Regions from separate parts of the Homo sapiens genome. Here region 2 is linked to region 1. The links are chromatin contacts, found by Hi-C in ENCODE. All regions are on one chromosome and are shown on one strand. The core of a region is the stretch at or near the end of the contact, and the rest is flanking DNA. Distances in the headings are between cores, read along the strand shown.

Evidence for each region. A loop is a pair of places that touch in the nucleus more often than their neighbours do.
Region 2: a loop to region 1 is called in a map of endothelial cell of umbilical vein, with 5 times the contacts of the local background. The contact joins the promoter of ART1 here to the promoter of PHLDA2 in region 1. A Hi-C loop is called at or near these places in 1 of 168 maps with a recorded cell type or tissue (endothelial cell of umbilical vein).

What each region holds. Positions count from the first base shown.
Region 1 is chr11:2,928,170-2,935,925 of GRCh38, reverse strand. PHLDA2 (pleckstrin homology like domain family A member 2) reads left to right here and starts at 6,506. Exons shown (of 2, transcript NM_003311.4): 1 at 6,506-7,030; 2 at 7,259-7,653. The coding sequence starts at 6,562. The coding sequence ends at 7,020. RefSeq lists enhancers at 1,775-2,387, 5,402-6,010, 6,011-6,620, 6,621-7,229.
Region 2 is chr11:3,641,568-3,649,323 of GRCh38, reverse strand. It overlaps ART1 (ADP-ribosyltransferase 1), which reads right to left and starts at 4,196. Exons shown (of 5, transcript NM_004314.3): 1 at 4,145-4,196. It overlaps ART5 (ADP-ribosyltransferase 5), which reads left to right and starts at 7,332. Exons shown (of 4, transcript NM_053017.5): 1 at 7,332-7,518. The coding sequence starts at 7,462. RefSeq lists a silencer at 6,723-6,772 and an enhancer at 6,912-7,625.

The DNA.
Region 1 (7,756 bases), core at 5,257-7,756:
CAACCTCCACCTCCCAGGTTCAAGCAATTCTCCTGCCTCAGCCTGCTGAGTAGCTGGGATTACAGGTGTGCACCACCATGCCCGGCTAATTTTTTTTTTTTTTTTTTTTTTTTTGCATTTTTAGTAAAGACGGGGTTTCACCATGTTGGCCAGGCTGGTCTCCAACTCCTGACTGCAAGTGATCTGCCTGCCTTGGCCTCCCAAAGTGCTGGGATTACAGGCGCGAGCCACTGTGCCCAGCATCAATTCTGAAATAATTCGAGCCTCTTTTTTACTTTTTATATCAACAATTGGTTAATATTTTTGGTAGGCGTGTTTTTTTTTTTTTGAGATGGAGTCTCGCTCTGTCACCCAGGCTGGAGTGCAGTGGCACGATCTCGGTTCACTGCAAGCTCTGCCTCCCGGGTTCACGCCATTCTCCTGTCTCAGCCTCCCGAGTAGCTGGGACTACAGGTGCTGGCCACCACACCCGGCTAATTTTTTGTATTTTTAGTAGAGACGGGGTTTCACTGCGGTGTTGATCTCCTGACCTTGTGATCCACCCGCCTCGGCCTCCCAAAGTGCTGGGATTACAAGCGTGAGCCACCGCGCCTGGACTTTTTTTTTTTTTTTTTAAGAGATGGAGTCTTGCTGTCTTGCCCAGGCTGGTCTTGAACTCCTGTTTTCAAGTAATCCTCCCACTTGGTCCTCCCAAAGCAGCCCTGGATTACTGGCACAAGTCACAGCACCTGGCCTATCTTTGGTAATTTTTTAACGTTGGAAATAATTAATGACAATACACCTGCCAGGGCTCCCCCAGACCGGCGGAATGAGAAGTTCAGGCCAGGAGGGTGAGCATCTGCGCTGTGAGAAGGCTGCCCCAGCGATTCTGCAATCTGAGCCCTGTGCAGGGCATGGGGCCACCTCAGTCCTCCCTCTCTCCCTTCCTGTATTTTGTTTGTTCCTTTGTTCATTGGTTCACTCCTTCAAGCTTCTGGAGACATCCCCACAAGCCAGGTGCAGGGCGGTCATGTTGGCTGCTCTTGTTTTCCATCTGCGAGTGACTGCTGGGAGGGCCCTTTCCTGAGCTCCCTGTGTCCTGGCCCCATCTCCCAACCTCTGGAGGCTCCATAACCACCCACAAGCAGCCCTGTGGAGGTGACACCAGCCTGATGGAGCCCGACGGAGGCCCCACTCTGCCCCACGGGGCCCCCTCATCTTGGCACGCCTGACTGCCAGTCTCACCCGAGGCAGCAAGGGGCTGTCTGGTCTCATACACACGCCAACAGTCTGCACGTTCAGTAGTCAGTGCAGAGGGGGTCTTTTGGACAATGACGTGGATGCCTTTATTTTTTGAGACAGGGTCTTGCTCTGTCACCCAGGCTGCAGTGCAGTGGAGTAATCACGGCTCACTGCAGCCTCGACCGCCTGGGCTGAAGTGATCCTCCCAACTCAGCCTCCCAAGTAGTTGGGACTATAGTGCACATGCCACCATGCCTGGCTAATTTTTATTTTTTTTTTTGTAGAGATGGGGGGGTCTTGCTGTGTTGTCCAGGCTGGTCTCAAACTTCTGGGCTCAAGCAATCTGCTCACCTCGGCCTCCCAACTTGCTGGGATCATAGGCGTCAGCCACCGAGCCCGGCCTCAGGATGCTTTTTTAGCCATTTCCTGAGTGCCTGGGCTGATCCCTGGGGCTCCCAAAGAATAAAACATTATCACTGCATTTAAGGAGCTGATAATAGCTTCTGAGCAGGGTACTGAGGGATAAACAGGAGCTCATCAGGGGCCAAGGAGAAGGGTGTTCCTGGTTTCTCAATCAATCCCCAACATCTTGTGAGGTAGGACCTGCCTGTCAGGCTCCAGTGGAAGAGCTCAGGAAGAGACACAGCAACAGAGAACACAGCCCTCCAAGGCCAAGATCAGGCTGACAGCAAGTGTCTGAAAACCAGGTGGGTCATGCCACGGGGCCTCTCACTTTCCTCAGGCTGCAGCTGGGAGGAGACAGATAGAGGGCAAGCCTGAGTCACAGGCCCTGGCACATGGGCCATGTTGGGCTCAGGTGAGGTGGCACCAGTGCACTGCTCAGGTGCTGCAGCTCCAGGCAGCTTAGGTCTTCCCCCAGCCTCCCCAGGCTCAGGTGGGCGGAGGCTTGGAGACCCATGGCCTAGCAGTATGTGGTTGGCAGGAGGCAGGCCTTAGAGTGCGCCCTGGCAATCTGAGAGGGCTTCCTGGAGGGGGTGAGAGGAGCTAGGGGTGGGCCTTCCTGACTGAGGAGCAGTGGGCCTTTCTGCAGGGCTCTCTCTGAGCAACCCCTCCCACAAGAGGGTGGTGTCAAGCCCCAGGCACTGGGCCGGGCCCTGTGACACGCAGCTTCCTCACAGGCTGGCAGGATGGCCAGGCTCGTTGGGCAAGTGCCTGGAGGGCCCGGCCTCGTCACCGTAAGGAAGTGACCTCACTCAGGGAGTTTCGGAGAGGTGCCCGCATCCTACTCCAGCTGCTGACAGCCTCACACAGCTGGGCTCCGGTGCCAAGGGTCCAGGCAGCTGGACAGGGCAGCCAGTGTCCCAGGCCAGATGTTTGGGCACCCAGACTGTACAATGCCTGCCCAGGGGTGGGGGCCCTTGGCTCAGGCTCTGCATGAATCCTGGATGTGGCCCCTCAGATAAATATCAGTAAACCCGGTTTGGACTGATGCTGCCTGACACCACCAACTCGAGGCAGAGCCCCCTCCCCATCCTGAGAAGCAGTCACAGAACATCAGGGCTGTTTCCTGCCCCGAGCCACAGGGTGCCACAGAATCGGGGAAGCTGTGGATGTGGCCGCACTGGCCACTGTGTAACCTGGGTGAGTCACCACCTCTCTGAAACCCCCACCCAGTGTTCCCTGCAAACCCAAGAAAGCAGTCTCAACAGGGAGAAATGACCGCACAGAACTAGCACGGGGCAGGGCCACACGGACTCTCCTGCCGGTGCCTGGCCCTGGCATCTCTCCGGCAGGTGGTTCCTCCGCCTCCAGCACGTGAGTGGTCCAGAACCCTCGTAGAAGCAGGTCCCATGGGGTGTGGCCGAATCCACGCCGGGTTCCAATCTCTGTGCTGTGCTGGAGAAGCTCCCAGGCTCTTGGCTATCAAATGGCTCTAGGAGGGGCATTCCTCAAAAGACCCTCATGTGGGGTCCCTGTGTCAGCACTCTTCTGCCTCAACATCCCTCCCCCACATCCCAGGAAGTGAGTGTCACAGCCCTCATCCTCCAGAGGGGACCCTCAGGCAGGCCTGCTCTGGGGGATAGAGATAGGGTCCCTCCTTGGAAAGGTGACCTTGACAAGTCACTGCACCTCTCTGAGCCACCCTTTCTGCATCTGCAGCTTGGGGCCAGTGCTTCTCCTGGGGGCACCGCTCAGCCCCAGGTGGGACCAGGTGAGGCGGTGAGGCTCAGGCCTCAGGCAAGGGAGGCCGAGCGGGGGCTGGCAGAGGGCGGGTGGCTCAGAGGGGCAGACGGCAGTGTGAGTTAGTGGTGGTGGTAAAGCCCCTCGGGTGGATGGTGGACGCAGAGAGGATGGGGCAGCCCCTGTGTGCAAGTACCTGCCAAGTTGGCATGGTGTCCTCCAAGCCCCTCTCACCTCCTAAGGCCGTGGTTTATTTTTGCCCATGTCCATAAAGACACCCTGGGGGCTCCTGAAGTCACCTGCTGGTCCAGGGCTGGTAAGGCTTGGGAGTCGGCTCCCTCCAGCCCCCACATTGGCAACCAGGTTCAGGCTGGTTTGGCCGAGCAGGGGCCCAGGGTGTCTAGCAGCTGCTGGGGAGGCCAGGGCCACTACAACTGAGCCCCTGGGGCAGGGACTGTGGGCAGAGAAGCTGCCTGGGGAGGCCTGGCCTCCAGGGCTCAGACCTGATTTCCAGCAGCCCCTAAAGGGCCATCCACCCCCATACCCCCCAGGTCTTCACAGTGTCCATGAGGGGAATAGCAGAGAGGGGCTGAGTGGGCAGGAAATCCCCTAGGGAGGGCAGGGCCTCTGAATCTCGGCTGCACACCCTGCCCCCTGGCCTCCCAGCTCCTGCCCCACCTGTCAGAGCATCACCCCTGGGTTGTAAGTCCTGCCCCCAGGGGAGTGAGTTTCCCAGCCTCCCTTGAGAGGGCCACTGGGGTACAGGCAAAGAGAGGAGCTGGGCGGGGCTGGGGGAGCACACCTCACCTGGCCTCACCTGGTTTCCAAACCCTCTTCCTCCCCCTCATTTCTCTCAGCCCCTTATCTGCTCCTGCCTGTTCTCTGTCCCTTCCCCAAGGCCCTCTCCATCCTGAACCAGTTTCCTCTTCTGTGGAACAGGGGCTGGAGTGCCCACTTTGGGGAGTTCTCTGGGTTAGGTGGAGGCTGGGCACAGTGGTGGCATACGGGCACCACTGGCCCTTCAAGGTCTCCTTGGAATCTTCGAGGGCACGCCCTCCCCACAGAGTCCTCCAAGCTGTCCTCCTGGCCTCCAGTACCCCCGACCCCTATCCCCATCCTCATGTACCTGCTGTGCCCCTGGGGTTTAGAGGGATTCCTCTCCCCTCCTCTGGGGTCCCAGCACCAGCCAGGCCTGCAGGCACACAGTAGGTGCTTAAGCAACCACGAGTGTCGGGGGATTTGCCTGGAGCCGAAGTTCCACTGGCTGGCCCCTCAATGGGGTAGGCAGGCTGGTGGGCCTGGAGGTGTTCCAGGCACCTGTGGGCTGGCGCAGTGACAGAGCGCTCTGCCCCCGGCCGCTTCTCCTGGTCTCCCACTGCCCAGAGGTGCCTCTTGCCCAGGTCCCACTGTCCGGCAGCCCAGGGCCCTCTGGAAGCAAAAGAAGGGACACCAGAGTCCGAATCCTTCCTGCAGCCTCTCCGGAACAATGCTCGAATCCCCTCTCCCCGCCAAAGGCTGACCTCCCCTCACCCACCCACCCTACCTGCTGCTCCCTCACCACAGGATCCCAGCCCTGCTGCAAGGACAGGTGTCAGGTAGGGGGCAGTGTTGACCCGCCGGCCCCAGGCAGGTGTCTCACTCCCAGGCCAGAACCCTGGCACAGCCCAACCCTGCCCTCTGCCGGCACTGCCCCTCCACACCACATCCCTGCCCACTGCCAGGTCCTCTGGCCACACCGGTGGGACCACCGGGCAGCTGCTACCTGCATGCCATTCACAGAACCGGGTCTGGGGCGCTCCTCTGAGCCGGACGTCTCTTTATCCTTTACAGTGACCCTGAAGGGCAGGTGGAGGTAGGGCTGGTCCCAGGTCTGGGTTTTACGCTCTGCTGCCACTGTCTTGACATTTTAAATACATTTTGAATCAGGGGACTCTCGTTTTCATTTTGCGTGAGCCCCGTCATTGAGGCCAATTCTGACCCCAGAGTTGGGACTTCCTGCTGTAACCACCCCAGGGCGCAGCTAGGGGGCAGGGGTGCGGGAAGGTGGGAGACGTGGAGTAGTAGCCGGGGTCTCTGGGGTCCTCTCGGCCGGCTCCACCCCCACCCCTGGGAACCCGGGAAGAGCCGGCTTTCGCTTCCTGTCTATTAAACCCTTTAAAGGAAGAGGGTAAATAAAACCGCCCGTCTGCCCAGCTGGAAAGCGATGACTCAGCCGCCCCCGCCGACCCTCGCCCCCAGGCTGATCCCAGAGAGCGGGCGTCGCGGCCCAGCCCGAACCCCTCAGCTCCTGGGACCTCTCTCCGGTCCGGGTCGTGGGGGCGCGGTCGGAGCAGTCCGTACCCCAGTTCGGGACACTACGAGGGCGCAGGGAGGAGAACGGGCTTCCTCTTCCCCTTCCATTTTCTGAGCTCTATGGGTTGCTGGTCTAGCCCTTTCCACGTGTTCCCTAATCCAGCAAAGGTTACTGTTCCCATTTCACAGAAGCGAAAACCGAGGCTAAGAGAGGTGGTCGTTCTTGGCGCAGCCCGTGGGTGGCAAGATAGGAGCTCGGTCCGCTAGGGCAGGGCCACTTTCGGAGAGGGTCTCTGGGCGGCCCTGGGAAAGGCCCCCGAACAGGACGGAACGGCCAGGGCTCGGGAGTAAGGAAGGGGGCCTCGACCCTCCTTCTGCCCCGGGAGCCCGAGAGCGGCAGGGCTGGACTTGGGGCGCCTGGAGGGTGAAGGTCTGGTCCCGGCTGTCTCCCCACGGTGGGCCGGCCCCGGGCCCGCGGGTGCTTCCCGGGGCTCCCCGGCGTGAGTCATCGCGGGCAGGGCTGGCTGCAGCGCATTCTTCCGCGGGGCCGGCCTGCGAGACGGTGCGGGCGAGCGCCCGGGCGGGGCGGGACCTCGAGTCACCCCACGGGGCCGGACAGCTGGGGCACGGGGGGCAAGAGGAGCGCGGGCTTCTGAGATGGGAGGGGACGGCCGGGGACCGACCAGAGCGCGGACGCGACGGTGCGGGCCCGGACGGCTGGGCTTGGGGAGGGTATGGCCCGGGGCGCGCGGGGCTCAGGCGGGCGGGGTGGCCCGAGGGCCGGGGCGGGGCGGGGAGGGGCGGGGCGGGGAGGGGCAGCTATAAAGGCCGCGCCGGGGCCACGAGGAGCAGAGCCGGCGCCGTCACCGCCCGCATTGCCGCTCCCAGTCCCGCGCTCGGCACGACATGAAATCCCCCGACGAGGTGCTACGCGAGGGCGAGTTGGAGAAGCGCAGCGACAGCCTCTTCCAGCTATGGAAGAAGAAGCGCGGGGTGCTCACCTCCGACCGCCTGAGCCTGTTCCCCGCCAGCCCCCGCGCGCGCCCCAAGGAGCTGCGCTTCCACTCCATCCTCAAGGTGGACTGCGTGGAGCGCACGGGCAAGTACGTGTACTTCACCATCGTCACCACCGACCACAAGGAGATCGACTTCCGCTGCGCGGGCGAGAGCTGCTGGAACGCGGCCATCGCGCTGGCGCTCATCGATTTCCAGAACCGCCGCGCCCTGCAGGACTTTCGCAGCCGCCAGGAACGCACCGCACCCGCCGCACCCGCCGAGGACGCCGTGGCTGCCGCGGCCGCCGCACCCTCCGAGCCCTCGGAGCCCTCCAGGCCATCCCCGCAGCCCAAACCCCGCACGCCATGAGCCCGCCGCGGTGAGTGACTGCCCGCGTCCCGGCGAGCCCTGCGCCCTAACAGCCGGGACCGGGGCCTTTGGGAAAAACCACTTCAACCCCAGACGGCGGGGCGGGGGCGCTGCACCTCCTTGGGGGACCCGGCGCCCCGCAATCGCGCTGGCCCCCTCGCGTCAGGGTCTCGGGGCCCCTCAGGCTGGACCCGGACCGGCCCTGGCACAGCTCTCTGACCCAGTCCTTTCCCCACAGGGCCATACGCTGGACGAGTCGGACCGAGGCTAGGACGTGGCCGGCGCTCTCCAGCCCTGCAGCAGAAGAACTTCCCGTGCGCGCGGATCCTCGCTCCGTTGCACGGGCGCCTTAAGTTATTGGACTATCTAATATCTATGTATTTATTTCGCTGGTTCTTTGTAGTCACATATTTTATAGTCTTAATATCTTGTTTTTGCATCACTGTGCCCATTGCAAATAAATCACTTGGCCAGTTTGCTTTTCTACCATCCGGCTGTGGCTCAGTGAGACTCCTGCTGGGAGGGTGGAGGCCCAGGAATGGGCGGGCAGGACACCCTCATCCAGTCCTGCGGGGCTGGTGTGAAAGGCGCTGGGAACCGGCTTTGAATGAATAAATGAATCGTGTCATCTGCTGGGCCTGGTCCACACCCTCTTTTCCAAGCAGCCTCCCCAGAGGCCAGGAAGTGCCCTGGGGCTTGACCCTGGCTACCTTCTGCTCCTTGGTGTGTCCTGAGG
Region 2 (7,756 bases), core at 2,947-5,446, 720 kb before region 1:
TCTGGCTATTTGGAACCACTGTCGAGTTTGTATTGGGGTCAAGCAGCCTTGCAGAAGAAAATAAGGCATTTAGGTTTTAGGTCAGGTGTGAGTTGAAGAGGTTTTAAGTTCTTGAGAGCACAGGCTAAGGGAGACGGAGGAACGGAGGGTGGAAGGTTGCCCGTAGTGAAGGAGGCAAGCCCAGAGAAAAGAGAGAGTAGAGAAACGGAGGGAAGGGGTTCAGGGGTTCTTACCCTCCAGAAAAGCGGGAAAGGGGTCAGGGCGTGGAAATAAGGGGTTTGGGCGCAGAGATAAGAGGTCGGGGCACGGAAATAAGGGATGGGGCACAGAGATAAGAGGTCGGGGCGTGGAAATAAGGGATTGGGGCACAGAGGTAAGAGGTTGGGGTGTGGAAATAAGGGATTGGGGGTTCTTTCCTCCTAGAAAAGCGGGACTTGCCGCTAAGGGTGAAGGAGAAGGGGTTGAGGAGTTTTTGCCCCTCCCCCAGAAAAGCAGAGAAGGGGTAGAGACACAGAGAAAAGGGGTTGGGGTACTTACCCCTCCTCCAGAAAAGCGGGACTTGCCGCTAAGGGTGAAGGACCAAGGCAGGCGTCCCTGCATGATCTGACACCTCTGAAACGTGGGTGAATAATCAGAGAGGTGTCCCTGCAATGATTAAACACCAAGGGAAGGCTGCCTTCCCAGTCCGTGACCGGCGCCGGAGTTTTGGGTCCACAGATAAAACGTGTCTCCTTTGTCTCTACCAGAAAATGAAAGGAATTGAAATTAAGAGAATGGAGAGATTGAAGTGTGGCGCCAAGATTGAAAGGGGAAAGAGGTTGAGGGATAGTGAGGGAGGTTGGAGAAGTGAGTAAAAAGAGTCTGCTTACTGGATTTGAAATTGGTGAGATATTTCTTGCGCTGGTCGGTCTGAGGACCTGAGGTTGTAGGTGGGTCTTTCTCACAGAGCAAAGAGCAGGAGGACAGGGGATTGATCTCCTAAGGGAGGTCCCCCGATCTGAGTCAGGGCACCAAATTTCATGCGCGTCCGTGTGAAGACACCACCAAACAGGCTTTGTGTGAGCAATAAAGCTTTTAATCACCTGGGTGCAGGTGGACTGAGTCCGAAAAGAGAGTCAGCGAAGGGAGATAAGGGTGGGGCCGTTTTATAGGATTTGGGTAGGTAAAGGAAAATTACAGTCAAAGGGGGGTTGTTCTCTGGCAGGCAGAGTGGGGGTCACAAGGTGCTCAGTAGGGGAGCTTTTGAGCCAGGATGAGCCAGGAGAAGGAATTTCACAAGACAATGTCATCAGTTAAGGCAGGAACCGGCCATCTGGATGTGTTTGTGCAGGTCACAGGGGATATGATGGCTTAGCTTCGGCTCAGAGGCCTGACACCTCTTTTATTGCCCATCTTCTTTTATTGCCCTCTATCTTCTTCCACCATTCTTACATGACTGCAGAGTGTCCTGCTCCAGCACAGCCCTGTGCAACTTTACTTTTTTTTTTTTCAGCCTCATTGAAGTATAATTGGTATACAAAAAACTGCACATAATTAATATATACAATTTGGTGAGTTTGGAAATAAGTATACACTCATGTTACCATTCCCACAATCAAGGGAATAAACATGTTCATCACTTCCAAGTTTCTGTGTATCCCTTTGTTTTCATTTTATTTTTATTTTTATTTATATATTATTTATTTATTTTGAGACAGGGTCTCACTCTGTCGCCCAGGCTGGAGTGCAGTGGTGCAATCTCGGCTCACTTCAACCTCTACCTCCCGGGTTCAAGTGATTCTCCCACCTCAACTTCCCAAGTAGCTGGTACTACAGGTGCCCACAAGCACGCCCAGCTAATTTTTGTATTTAGTTGAGAAGGGGTTTTGCCATGTTGACCAAGCTGTTCTGGAACTCCTGACCTCAGGTGATCCACCTGCCCAGGCCTTTCAAAGTGCTGGGATTATAGGCCTGAGCCACCGCACCCAGCCTCGTTTTTTTTTTTGTTTTGTTTTGTTTTTTTTGAGACGGAGTTTTGCTCGTTGCCCAGGCTGGAGTGCAATGGTGCAATCTCGACTCACTGCAACCTCTGCCTCCCGGGTTCAAGCAATTCTCCGCCTCAGCCTCCCCAGTAGTTGCGATTACAGGCATGTGCCATCATGCCTGGCTAATTTTATATTTTTAGTAGAAATGGGGTTTCTCCACGTTGGTCAGGCTGGTCTCAAATTCCTGACCTCAGGTGATCCGCTGCCCGCCTCGGCCTCCTAAAGTGCTGGGATTACAGGCATAAGCCACCGTGCCTGGCCTGTTTTTATTTTTATTTTGTTTTGTTTTGTTTTTGGTTTTCATGTAGCAAGAACATTTAATGTGAGATGTACCCTCTTTACACATGTTTAAGTGCACAGTGCCTTATTGTTACTATAGGCACAATGTTATACCAGAGTAGACTTGAAAAGCTCATCTTGCTCATTATTGTAGTCCCAGTACAAAGCAGGTGCTCAGTAAAAATGTATTGAATGAATGATCGGGTTTGGAGGGGAAATGGTGAGTTCACTTTGGGAAATGTGAACTCCCTGAAGCAGATGTCCAAGAGGTAGCAGAATGGACAATCAAGGAGACATCTGAGAGTCACAGGTGATTGAAATCAGGGAAGAGATGAGATCCCCAGAGCAAGGGAAAGAGAAGGCTGAAAGGCAGAGGGTGAGCTGCTTGATTGATGAAGCCAGAGGTCAGGTGGAGCCGCACTCCTCCTTGGCTTTCTAGAGGCTCTTTGCATCTGGTCCTTGGGTTCCATGAGATACCCTGGTATCCTTGTGATAAAATCCTCTTTAGGCTTAATCTAGCTCAGGGTGGCTCCTGTTAATTTGCCATGGCAAGTCTCACGTGATAAACCATCCCCATTATTCACCCAGTCACCCATGATGGTCCCCTGGGTGTCCATTCAGTCAATCATTCGTCAAACATTCACATAGTTGCCAACTAATGCTGGGTGAGATAGGGGTCCATCCTAGATTCTCCTTCCCTTCAACATCCACACCCCCTGCCCTGGCTCAGGTTTGCCCCTTCCTCCTCGCTGATCTCCCCGCCTCCACAGTCAGCCCCAATATCCTGCCTGCCCAGGGAGAGCAATGTTTCTAAAGCGCGACTCTGGTCATGTTCCTTACATGCTTAAAAGCCCTCTGTGCCAAAACTGACTGGAAGAAATATCTCAAAATATAGAGTAAAAATGCAGAGATGAAAATCATGAGGGAAGAGATACAAACACATCTAGAAAAAAAAAACAAAACAAACAAACAAAACATCCCTCCATACCCTAAGGACAGAGGCCAGCGTCCTTATCCTGGCCCTCTGCACCCTCTGCAGGCTCGCACCTGCCACTCCTGCTTGGCTTCTGTAGTGCAGAACAACGTCGCAGGTGCGGCTCCGTGGTTACCCTCCCTGTGGCTCTGCACACATCGCCCCTCTCCTTGGGACACCCTTCTCCTGGATACCTACTCTTCAAGGCTTAACCCGAGGGCCACCTCCTCCAGGAAGCCCTCTGACTCCTCTGGGCTCTGGTATCACCCTGTGCTGTCCTCTGTCACTGTCCTTATCACACTGTGCTGCCCTTATATGTGCCTGGCTCCTCTTCTGGCCAGTGAGTTCCTTGAGGGCAGGGACCATGTATGCCAAGGCCAGGGACTGGGGAGGCCCCAGCATGTTTGCTGAGAGTCTGAGGAACTTTCTCAGCGCAGCTAACAGTGTAGACCACTGCAGAGCAGGTGGGTGGCTGGCCTTGGTGACCAGTGTCAGGGGAGATGTGGTGGGAACCGGAGGGATGGGGTGGGCATGGGCCCAAGGAGCTGGGGATGCTGAGCAATTCCTTTTCTAGCCCAAGGGAGCTGCGCTTCTGTCCTCCCTCTCATCCTGCTCGGAGCAATTCTGTCATCAGTTTCTCATCCAGGCCCTTGCTGAACATACCCTCCTGGGAATGTGACCCCAAATCTCCCCACAGGAATCCCAAACTTCCCATGGCTCCCAACCTTCCTAGGTATCCCAAACTTCATCAAAGTTTCCTGGAAACTTTTTCTCATGACTCCTAAAATTCCACCGTTCATCTCCCAAATTTCACCTCAAAACCACTTTTCCTGCCCAGCACCCAGGAGGAGAGTGGTGCACTCCTTACCTAGGCCTTGTCCTGGGTGGGGAAGCTGCTGCTGATCTCCACCATGGCCACCAGGAGAGGGGAGGACAAGTTTCTTTTTGATATTGTTAGTCCCCACCCCTTGAACCTCCCCCACACAGCTGCTCAGAAACGTGACACGCCCCCATCTATTTCTGGATGTCTCCTCAGGGCTCAGGAACACCAGCCTCTGCCCAGTCTGACCTGCCCAGTGTTCTTCTAAGGGAGGAAACCATACCTCATATTGTCTTATGTCCGATTTCTGCCTCCAAAGTAAACACTAAAAGGCAGAAATGAAATCCACAAGCAGACAGCCAGACAGCCCAGCGCCACACCCTGGGCCTGGCAGTTAAAGATTGACCCCTGACCTAATCGGTTATTTGTATAAAAAAGCACTGTGAAGATCCCTGTCCTGTTCTGTTCCCTTCTAATTACCGGTGTATGCATCCCCCAGTCACGTACCCGCTGCTTGCTCAATCGATCACGACGCTCTCACGCGGACCCCCTTAGAGTTGTGAGCCCTTAAAAGGGATAGGAATTGCTCACTCAGGGAGCTCAGCTCTTGAGACAGGAGTCTTGCCGATGCTCCCAGCTGAATAAACCCCTTCCTTCTTTAACTCAGCATCTGAGGGGTTTTGTCTGAGGCTCTTCCTGCTACATTTCCCACAAAAAAGGGAATCCCTGAAGCCAGAGAGGAGGTGGACTGAAGCACTGGGGATCCAGGCTGGGACAACTGCCTCCTCACTGGCTGTGGTCCTGTACTCTGGTCAGCCAAGGAGGAGGAAGAGAGGAGGAAGCTTCAGCACCCCGACCTCAGAGAGCGTCTCCTTAGATTTTGTACCTTTCACACAAACACTGAGACTTAGCTAAGGTGCCAGGAGAGATTCGAACTAAGGAGGCTGTATTCTGAGTCCCAGTTCCAGCTCTGACTTACCAGTGATCTTGCAGGACTTCTTAATGCTATACTTAGGATCCCTGCCCAATGACTAGTTTTTTTTTTTAGATGGAGTCTCGCTCTGTCACCAGGCTGGAGTGCAGTGGCGCAATCTTGGCTCACTGTAACCTCTGCCTCTCGGGTTCAAGCGATTCTCCTGCCTCAGCCTCCTGAATAGCTGGGACTACAGGCGCCTGCCACCACGCCCAGCTAATTTTTGTATTTTTAGTAGAGATGGGGTTTCACCATGTTGGCCAGGATGGTCTCGATCTCTTGACCTCGTGATCCGCCTGCCTCGGCCTCCCAAAGTGCTGGGATTACAGGTGTGAGCCACCGCACCCGGCCCCCAATGACTAGATTTGAATCCATCTCTTGGGGCCTTATTTTGGGTTCCAGGTCCTGGGATGGGAGAAGCAATCCCCCAAAGCCAGAGGGTGGAGAGGGACAAAGCAGTGATTCCAATACATCTGGTCTCGGGTCATCCCAGCAGGCCAAGCTGTCCTCAGGTGGTATCTTTTCAAGCAACTGCAAACACTCAACTTCCTCCAGAGAGTGGGCAGGCAGGATATATAGGCAAATGCTGTTTTTCACCATGATGGGAAACGGTAGGATGATTCCTTATTTTAGAATCTGGGAGGGCTTTGGGATGGCTAGACTCATAGAAGGGGGCAAAAGAACTTGTCCTGGAGCTGTTTTTCTTTCTTTCTTTCTTTTTTCTTTTTTTTTTTTTTTGAGATGGAGTTTCGCCCTTTTGCCCAGGCTGGAGTGCAGTGGCTCCATCTCAGCTCACTGCAATCTCCACCTTCCGGTTTCAGGCGATTCTCCTGCCTCAGCCACCCAAGTAGCTGGGATTACAGGCCCCTGCCACCACGCCCGGCTAATCTTTGTTGGCCAGGCTGGTCCCGAACTCCTGACCTCGTGATCCTCCCACTTCAGCCTCCCAAAGTGCTGGGATTACAGGCGGGAGCCACTGCGCCCTGCCCTGGAGCTGTTTTTCTAACAAGCACTCAGAAGCACCTCCCTCCCCACCCTCCTCCAAGCCTGGACCCACCGTATGTCTTCCCGTTTGGTCTACAGAAAGGATTCTGGGAGATAGCAGGATTCTAGGTGGAGGAAACTTTTTATTTGGCTGACACTCTGAGGGGATGGGGGGACAGGGATGGGGAAAATTAATGAGCCAGACCAGGATGGATTCCTTTGGGTAGCTCTAATCTTTCGTGCCCACCTCAGCCCCAGCAGGCAGCATTTCTCAAATCCTAGCTTTCGGCGACCCTCCGGCCGCTGGGGGAAGGAGGGGTGACAACCCCACCTCCTCCTGGCTCTGGCTGCTAGGAAGCTCTTCCCTGAGTTACCAATTCCTCCGCTGGCCCCTTCTCCCATGACCTCTGACGGGGCATCCAAAACTCAGAGCCAGGTTATTTATAGATAAGCCCAGAGGAGGTGGGGGAAAGGCCAGTGTTTACAAACATGGGTCACCTGAGTCTGAGCGGCCACGAGAGCGGTCTGGGGGAGGGGCGAGACCGGACCCTGTGGATCTGCGACCAAGGGCTCTGTCTCTGGCCCAACCCCACTGAAGGCGAATGGGGAGAGGGCCCAGAGCAGGCAGGGAGTGGGCGCTGCTCAGATGCTGGAGCACGTGGCCCAGGGTGTGGGCCAAATGCAAACTGTATGCAAATCGCAGTGCTCCGGGGGCGACCTCTCGGCCGGCGGGACCCCCGCGGGGCCCCTGGCCTGGTGGGCCGGGGACCAGGGGCCGACCGGGTCAGGGCCCGCCTGAGGGAGAGGCCGAGTCTCACAAGTTTCCTCCCCATCACTCACAGCCAAAGAGGGTCCCGCAGAAAGACCCCGCAGGCCTTGAGAAAGGGAATTGCTCCTCAGTCCCTGCCCTGGCGCGCCCGCTCCCGGCCCCGCGTGCGGCGCTGGGAAAGGGGTGTCGGGTTACCAGCGCGGGGGCTACAGTTAGCCTCGAGAACCTTTGCTTTCAGCCGGACTCCGGACTCCTCCGGGGACAGCGCAGCGCCCGCCAGAGCCCTCGGCGCTCCCTCCCGCTGGCGGCTTCCGCAGCCTTCAAGTGGGTCCTCCGCCCCCGGCCCTCCCCTCTCAGGCGGAGCCAAACTGCGGCCCCGCCTTTACAGTCTCGGAAAGGTCCCCAGACTGGAGGCTCTGAGGAAGGGGTGTGGGGAGTCGGGGGCGGAGACTTGGGGCGGGGGGCGGGCAATAAACTCCCAGGCCCCGCCCACGCCCCGCCGGGGCCCTAATCCTGGACCCGGGATCCCGTGCGCCTGGAGACAGGGTCCAGATCTGCCTCCAGCCCCTCGAAACCAGGACTCCAGCACCTCTGGTCCCGCCCTCACCCGGACCCCTGGCCCTCACGTCTCCTCCAGGGATGGCGCTGGCGGCTTTGATGATCGCCCTCGGCAGCCTCGGCCTCCACACCTGGCAGGTAACTCCAGGAACCATCTCCTAGCCCCAAGGGGGACATTAAGGGACAGACCCTGAGGAAGTGGACCCGGGGCTGACTCCTCACATCCCTCTCCCAGGGACTCTTCCCTAGGATTCCACTCTTAACTCTCTTCCTCTCAGGAACCTCCATCTCTGCAGGGAGCCCCAAGTTCCCATTCTGTCTCCTAGAACCCCCATCTCCATCCCTCTCTGGATGCCTCCAACGTTCTCCTCCCCAC